Linked DNA regions of Homo sapiens: region 2 is linked to region 1. Evidence: chromatin loops called from intact Hi-C (ENCODE). Cell type or tissue: Caco-2. All regions are shown on one strand. Each heading gives the region's core, and the rest is flanking DNA. Links, peaks and the distances in the headings are about the cores only.

Region 1 (4,402 bases), core at 1,163-3,662:
CATCTTGGTACTTCCTACTTGCAAAAGTTAGTCATCATGATATATTAGTAAAAATTTTAATATGGAGAAAAGAAATGAAGGAAACTTGCATGGTTTGGAATGAGCATTTTAAGGTAAATGAAAAGTTCATATCCTCTTGCGTCTCTGTGTCTTATGAATATTAAATCAGTCACTTACCCTGTTTTGATTATTATCAGGTCTTCCTCCTGATCATCATCTTCCTGATTCTTGGGACTCTGGAACCTGCTGTTTTCCCTTACCTTCCAGAATGTTCTGTTCACTGATAACCCTTGAACAAGTTACTTGACTATGCAGGCAGTATCTGCTCTGTACTAATCAGGACTCTTTGGGATGTAAGTGACAGAAACCCAACTCCAACTAGCTGAGGCAAAAGGGGAAATGTACTGGTTCCAAAAAGCGTGGCTCAGGCATGTTCCCTGCTCTATGTCTCTGCCTGTTTCTGCTGTCAGCTGCCATCTCATCTTCTGGACTGATTTTCTCCACAAAGCAGGAAGCAGCACCACAATTCACATCTCCTGAGTTTGACACCAGAGAATATCTCAGACTTCTCACTAGAGCTGAGTTCAAAACGACTCAGGTAATTCTCTGATTGGCCCAGCCTAGGAAACACGTCTACCCCACAACCACACATTCTATCCAGAAAAATGGTATTTCTAAAAAAAGGTGGAGGGAGGGGAGCAAAATAACAGACACCATTCTGTTGTAGCAGAATTCTCCCTCCATTATCTTGTTCCCCCACAGATCTTCCTGGGTGCCTTATGTATCAGGGAAGCTCTTCCTCTTTTAGAGTCTATTCCCTTTTTACCCTGCTCAATTACTCCTTAAAGGTTTTGTCTGCTCTCAGGCTGGCACGCTTCAATCCTCTCGACTTTAGATCAACTTTAGATGTCATTGCTTCCAGGAACCACATGTGAAGACTTGTCTTCAGATTACCCAGTGAAACCACAGAAGAAATGGAGAGGTCAGAGTTCCAACAAGCAGGATCATCAAGAAGAGAGGATATTTTCTCTGCTGGGTTCATAAGATAGTTTTGCAATCCTACCAAGTAGGGAGGCTGGTGAATTCAAAGAAGACAAATCTATCTATCTTTGTGCTAATTCCGATTTTGAAAAAAACCTATTTAGAGACACATGGCAATTTAAGAAAGCAGGAAACCAAAGAACCTGGCATTCTTGGAACAATAAATAAAAAGCTCCTTAAAAGTTAACAAGGCAAAGATGAATGTGGATTCTAACACGTGAAGTTAGCAGTATTTCATGATTTGGCTCTGCCGGAAGTTATTATACCAGAATAGAGCCAAAATGGAAACTTGCTTTGATCTACAGTTCCCAGTAAAAGAAATCTAAAATTAGACACAGTGTGATCAGTTACAGAGTATTTCTAATGGATCACTGAGCAGATTAGTGATTCAGTTTTGTTCCTTGAATATAAGAAGACAGACTAATGATTGGCTAAAAGACAGACTTAAGAGAATATGACTACACTGAAGACCACTTATCAAAGGTTACATTGGAATACAATTAAGTTGGAAAGTGTATTATTCATTTTAGTCCACTAAATATTTGATTGCTTTTTCTTTCTTATACATATTGCAAATATCCCCTTCAATTATAATTTTTTATAATTTTAATTTTCTTGGCTATGTGGCCTCTATTAGAAGAAACAAAATAAGCAAAGAACTGTTTTTATAATTTATTTTCTAATAGTCAATCTTCTACCAATAAGTAATAATTCAAAAGCTGAATGTATAATATATAATGGTTATGATTCGCTTTACTTAGTTTATTCCTTTTAAATTGGAAACTGTTAAACTTTTACATTTTTTTTCAGAATAAGAAATCATATCTCATGTATATTACCACTAGGTGGCTCAAATGGCTAAAACACCAGTTCATTATACAAGCAGATCAAAACCTTAAATATTTAAAGATTTATCTCTTTCTACAGTTCTATATACTTTAATTTTCTACAAACTTTCACATTATTTATAGATTATCGCTATAATACTACCCATGGTAAACAATTACTTTAATGTAGATCATCAACACATATGCTATTTTTATGAATGAGAGGATTAACAGACACAATGAATGAGTTATGTTACATTTCATCATAAACACGCAATAATAAATTAAAATTTTATCAGCTGACTGAGAACAAAGTATTCAACGGGGTCTAAAGAACCAGAGTACTGGGTTATATTTCATTTTAATGTATCCAGGCATTTCTAGAGATTACCAGCTTTATTTTCTGGCAGTTGTGGTTATTTATGTCTCTTCTCTACGGCAATGTCGCCATGTGGCTCTATGATAGACAGTGTCTTGCAGCCAGAGCTCAATCTCTCTGTAGACTAGAGACTTTGAAAATCAAAGCAGTCTTCCTTAGAGTAAGTTTTGAAATGCAGGACTCTCCAGATACCGTGTCCATCACATTAGCTGGCTGGAGGCCCTTGCCTCTGCCTGATACAAAGAAAACAAAAGCAGAAAATGATTGTTTTCTTCCCAATTTAAAAAGCATCTTATAATTCTGTTTGACTATTCAAGATAGAGCATCAAGGGGGAGAAAGGAGGAGAGATCCTTTCAAGCTGGAAAGGAACGTATTAAGCCTGTAGATTCTGTCAAAAAAAAAAAGGAAAACATAATGGCGTCCTTGGACTAAGAGAGCCTTGTATGTTTTCTAATCAAGAATAATCAATACACATTCCCCTTATTCTGAAGGTATTTTTGTTGTTGTTCTCTATACTTTCTTAGTACTGTACCAACAGAAGCTCTGCCCTTCTAGTTTAAAGGTGAGAACCAATGAAATAAAATCTTAAAGAAAATCTCTTTCGAAGTGATAATTTTTTTTTAAGAGACAAGATCCCACTCTGTCACCCAGGCTGGAGTGCAGTGGCGCCATCACAGCTCACCGCGGCCTGGAACTCCTAGGCTCAAGCCATCCTCCTGCCTCAGCCTCCCAAAGCTCTGGGATTACAGATGTAAGCCACCATGGCTGGCCCTCAAGGTAATGATTTTATCTTTGATTATTTGTCTTTTTAATCCCAAACAACTGAATTTTTCACCATAAAAGTTATTTAATTGGCTCTACCCTGGGGGAGAATAAAGATATATAGAAAAAGCTTAAGGGAGGATTTTTCCAACTCTTGTAACAGACGAGTAGCATTCTCCCCCTAATTTTTATCCTCTGTAGAGGTATTTTAAAAATCTTTTCCTTGGTCATTTATTATTTGTTATTTGGAAGTACATTTAGGAATCTTGAGTTTGGCTTAAAAGAAAAGTATTGATTCTCCCTCAGGGAGCTATAATTCAGTTTCAGCTGCAGTAACAGCAGGTCCTGATATTTTTATATTCATATTCAAGCATCTGACATTTGGGTTTTATTTGAATATAGAGCTGTAAATATAACATGAACCAGTTATCACATAGCTTTTTAATACCGAGATCTAATTAGTTCTTTCCAAGCGTGATGACTATACTCTGTCAAAGTTCTAACCAGTTAGCTTTTGAGAAAGAAATATTATCTTCCCTTACTGTGGCCATGAATAGTTTCCACTGGGTGAGAAAAAAAAACCTCAAATGATAAAAGAGAATTAATAGCTCACATGACTGAATGCTAGAAGTAAGGTTAGTTTCAGGATTGGTTCAGTTCAATTGCTCAACAGTGTCATCCAAGACCAAGTTTAGTTCAACATCTGTCTGCCTTTGGCAATGTCATCTTCAATCCCAGCAGTCCTATTTGGGCTGTCCACAACTACCTGGGCCCTGCCTCCATTTATATCTAAGGATAGAGAAAGAAGCTGCTTTCCCAGTTTTCCAAAACAGAGGACACTTCTTTACCAGAAATTACTCAGCAAACATGGTCTCAGGCTCGCTACCCACCCCTGATGCAATAACTCTGATCAGGGAATAGTTGTCCCTCATTGGTATAGGCTCCACCTAGGTACATGCCCCATCTCAGAAGCCAGGAACAGAATCAGCTCCCCGCAGCAAATGGGCTGTATAAAGGAGGTGTGGATACCTGTGTACGAGGGAGCACTGCTCCTATAGGAGGGAAAAGGAGGAGATATCAGTTAGGGGGTGGGGGTGGCTACTAATACATACATCGCCTGACTATGGATGGGAAACTCTAGAATCAAACTGCCTGATTTTGAACCCAAGTTCTACCACTTATTAGCTCTATTACCAGGTGCAAGGTACTTGACCTGTCTCATCAAGTAACAAGTGGGCCAATGATTTGCTTAATTGCTTATATCATAGGTTTTTTTTTTCTAAAATACAAGGTATTTAGTCAAGCATTTATTACACTCTTTCTTTGTGTGAGGCATGTGAAAAGAATTGGAGAGAACACAAAAGTGAACAAAATGATGTTCTACTTTGAAAG
Region 2 (4,402 bases), core at 791-3,290, 1.0 Mb before region 1:
TGCACTCCAGCCTGGGTGACAGAACAAGACCCTGTCTCTAAAAAAAAAAGAGACGAAAGAAAATTCTACATAGCTCCCCCAACCATCCTATGGCATTGGGAGAGAATAAGGGTTACCCACAAGCTGAGAGTTACTGATCCACAGGTAATGTCTTTGCTTATTCATCAGGCAAAACGTTATTGTGGAATAGCAGGTGAAGTTGGAGATGTTGACAGAGCCTGCAGGCCCTAGAAAAATTTTGGATTTTATTTAAATGCACATGGAATGGTCGGTTGAATCAAACAGGTGGAAATGTGACAGGGACAGGGATATATATATAAATTTGTCTGAGTCCAAAATAGCAATTGCACAAGTATAGAACAGTGGCTACATGGCTTAGCTTTTGCACAGGTGGAAGAGGCTCAGGGGCTTTTGATGACAGCCTTTATCAAGTGAACCATCGGCAGCTGCTACTCAGAATTTAATGCAGTCATAGGTGCTCAACTAGAAACACAACGTGCAAGCTAAGAGATGGAACACGCCCAGTAGGTTCTGCCTGCCGACGTTTGTTCAGATTTTGATAAAATACACCATCATCTACTCCTAACTACCTTTTCTGAATTGAACCATTGCTTTGGTTAGCTTACCTGAGTAAGGACCTTCCCCAGTTCATACATTTTTTTCCTTTAGAGACAGGGTCTCACTCTGTTGCCCAGGCTGGTGTGCAATGGTGCGATCAGGGCTCACCACAGCCTCCACTTTCTGGGCTCAAGTGATCCTCCAGCCTCAGCCTCCTGAGTAATTGGGACTACAGGCACACACCACCATTTTCTTTTTTTTATAGAGACGATGTCTCGCTACGTTGTTCAGGCTGGCCTCGTATTCCTGTGCTCAAGTGATCCTCCTGCCTTGGCCTCCCAAATAGTGCTTTTTAATCCACATACTTTTTAATCCACACACTTACAGCTTCTAGCTCCTTCAGCCCTGCGGTGGACAGCAAGACTTCCTCCAGAAATTCCAAAATGTGGAAATGAAAGAACAGCAAACTCATGGTCAGCAGACCGCCTCCCGGGGATTCCCATTCCTGCCCCATGGAGTTTGAATTCCCAGAAAATTCTACTTTGGATCTGCCCTCTGACACTTGGCATTCCACCACCGGACACTTGATCCTTTGATTAAATTGTTGCCCTCTTCCTATTGCCCTAACATGCTTGGAAAGGAACATCAGTTTTCTGGTATCTCAGTTTATCACTTCCCCCAAAGATAGAAACGATGGAAGGCACAGAGGAGTTCTGAAAAGAAGCCCCAAGCTGAGGACAAATGCCAACTGCCTCACGTTTTCATTCGGGGCTACAGCTGCATATGGCTGGTACATTTACATTTAAAAACTTTTAATTGGCAAATAATTATATATACTCAAGGGGTACATAGGGATGGTTTGATATATATATATGTATATATATGGTATATGGTATACCATCCCTATGTATATATATATAAACCACCCCTATGTGTGTGTATATATATGATATATGGTATACCATATTATATATGTGTGTATATATGGTATATGGTATACCATATATATATATATATATATATGGTATAATGATCAGATCCAGGTGATTAACATATCCATCATCTTCGACATTTCTCGTTTGTGTTAGGAACGTTCAATATCCTCCTTCTGGCCAGGCGCGGTGGCTCACGCCTGTAGTCCCAGCACTTTGGGAGGCCGAGGTGGGCGGATCACGAGGTCAGAAGTTCCAGACCAGCCTGGCCAACATGGTGAAACACCCTCTTTACTAAAAATACAAAAATTAGCCTGGCGTGGTGGTGGGCGCCTGTAATCCCAGCTATTCGGGAGGATGAGGCAGGAGAATCACTTGAACTCGGACGGCATAGGTTGCAGTGAGCTGAGATCATGCCATCGCACTCTAGCCTGGGCGACAGAGCAAGACTCCATCTCAGGAAAAAAAAATCCTCCTTCTAGCTATTTGAAACTATATAATACAGCTGCAGCAAAAACTGAGATAAAGTTGAGAAATTCAACGAGGTGCACAAGTTCCAGATGACCACCAGATGGCAGGAGGTGAACAGTATTTTCCTGAGATGCAGCCTCTTAAAGGAGTCTTCAATCTCAAGTCTTAAAGAGTGTTAAATGTGGATGGTGTGAACAGTAGGAACTACGTGCCCCTCATACCTCGTCCCCCAGCCTGCACCCCACAGAAGAATATGAACCTACCTGACTTTTGGCAGGTCCTGCCTTGGGGTCCTCTGTGTGTAATACAGACATTGATTCCTGCACTTGATAATTTACTGACCACCACTCACCCCCACTGTCTGCTTTAGTTTCCACTAAGTGCTGTGAAGGAGGGTGAACTCATAGAGGGTGAGATCCAGGTTTCCTGGAGTGAGCAGCGTGTGAGCTGAGATCAGGATGAGGAAGTGGTGGGGTGAACATTCCAGGCACAGGAAGCAGCTTGTGGCTGGGGCTTGAGGAGGAGCAGACCAAAGAACAGGGTGGCTGGGCCAGAGGGAGCCGCGGGTAGGTGGGCGAGGCGCCCACTGAAAGATAGGGAGACGCCAGATTCCGTGGGGCAGGGATGCCACGCTTGACCTTGGGAGTGTCTCCTTTGAGGGATTTTAGACAGAAGGGGCAGGAAGAGGTCAGGGCCCCTTTCTCTGGAGTCACTCAGTGAGCGGACATTCTTTTTGCAGGAGGGGGAAAGTGTGCTAGGCCTGGCAGGGCAACTTCTGCTGTGCAATGGATTCTATTCATTTGTGAGACTGAAGAATGTGCAGCTGCAATCACTGTACAATGATCTAGTTATTCCTGAACATCTTCTTCCCTGACTCCATTTCCAAGTAAGTTAGCCAACTGTTTGAGAATCAAACAGCTCAGCTAAGCCTTCTTGGCTTAGCTTCCTAGAGTTGATGTCAGGTGAAAAAAAGCACTTCTCAGAAAGGAGTAGAGACCTCCTTTTCCAGCCCAGAGGACACCAGGGATATGAGGAAGGAGGCGGCTGAGGCCCCAGACTCAGACCCTGGTGTGTGTGGTCAGATGAGCTCAAAACCACAAAGGAGATAACACTCAAGGGAGGAGACCAAACAGGTCAAAGACAAATTCTGGCTTCCTTACAGATCTAAGAAATCTTAGGTCTCCGATATGGTTTGGCTCTGTGTCCCCACCCAAATCTCATGTTGAATTGTAATCCCCAATGTCAGAAGTGGGCCCTGTGGGAGGTGATTGGATCACAGAGGTGGTTTCTAATCGTTTAGTGCCACCCCCCAGTGCTGTCTCATGATAGAATTCTCACAAGATTTGGTTGTTTAAAAGTGTGTAGCACTTCTCCCTTTGCTTTCTCTTCTTCCTGCTCCCGCCACGTATGACGTGCCTGCTTCCCCTTCGCCTTCTGCCATGATTGTAAGTTTCCTGAGGCCTCCCCAGCCATGCCTCCTGTACAGCCTGTGGAACTGCGAGTCAGTGAAACCTTTTCTTTGTAAACTACCCAGTCTCAGGTAGTTAGTTCTTTAGCAATTCCAGAATGGACTAATACAATCTCTAATCCATCTGCAATCCTAAATCGGTCCAATGTGCTATCTTAGATCCAATCTCTTTATGGAGCAGTCCTGGATACCACTTTTAATGCCGGCTCAAACAAAGTGTGATCCAATCAACATGCTGCAGAGAAGGACTTAATATCTTCTGCAGACAGGACGGCTCAACTGTCGCTTCCCAACATTGGGGATCATCTGTGTTCCTGTTGCCTGGCAGAGGTGTTGACTGGTAATGATACAAGGTTGGTCCCTACTGTCCTTCATCCATAGAAAGGGGCTTTCATCTCATTTGTTTCAAATAGAATACTTGTAGGTAAAGGCTTTAAATAAAGCCAAAGACAAAGAATAAAAGTGTGTCCTAGGTATGGAGATACGGAGATGTAGGTAACACTAGAGGTGATCGTTTCACGGTGATTCAAGAACCAGGAGAAGTGGGAGAAGCAGGGTGTGAAGACCAGGCATGCATACAACATAGAGAAACTGAGGAAGGGCTGAGGGTGGTGAAGCAGCAGAAGCAACCTGTCTACATGCTGATGGGCAGGATTACGCGCGGGGTGGATGTTGGTGGTGTTGGGGAGGGTCTCACTGAAAGTGCAAAACCTCTGAGCAGTGAGGGACACACTGAGGGCAATTGGAGAGGAGAGGGGACCTGTTGGTTTGGGCCTGGTGCTGCTTATGTTTTTAACCTGATGGGCAGGGAACCTCCATGCCACCCTCCGGGGTCTTGCCTCGCAAGGCTGAAGTCTGGGATGGGCTCTCTCCTGCCCAGGGTTCCTCTGCTGGGACCACGAGTATCCGTTTCCTCACTCTCCTGCCCTATCCTCAGATCCCAAATCACAGCTGCATGAGCCACCCTCCCGGA

Evidence for each region. A loop is a pair of places that touch in the nucleus more often than their neighbours do. Peaks named below come from ENCODE experiments on the same cell type or tissue, not always from the same donor. Only the 100,000 strongest peaks of a DNase experiment are listed, where the experiment ranks them.
Region 2: it touches region 1 in a loop (5-fold over the local background); 5 of 110 quality-filtered maps call a loop at or near these places.

Annotation. Positions count from the first base shown.
Region 1 is chr10:23,527,737-23,532,138 of GRCh38, reverse strand. No RefSeq gene overlaps it. Among named protein-coding and RNA genes, the nearest start is that of OTUD1, 91 kb to the right of the region's middle. In Caco-2, for the core only: CTCF peaks have their summits at 1,904 (motif pointing right) and 2,211; no DNase peak of the experiment used is centred there.
Region 2 is chr10:24,554,998-24,559,399 of GRCh38, reverse strand. No RefSeq gene overlaps it. Among named protein-coding and RNA genes, the nearest start is that of ARHGAP21, 170 kb to the left of the region's middle. RefSeq lists a silencer at 332-779. In Caco-2, for the core only: a CTCF peak has its summit at 2,042 (motif pointing right); a DNase peak (open chromatin) is centred at 2,079.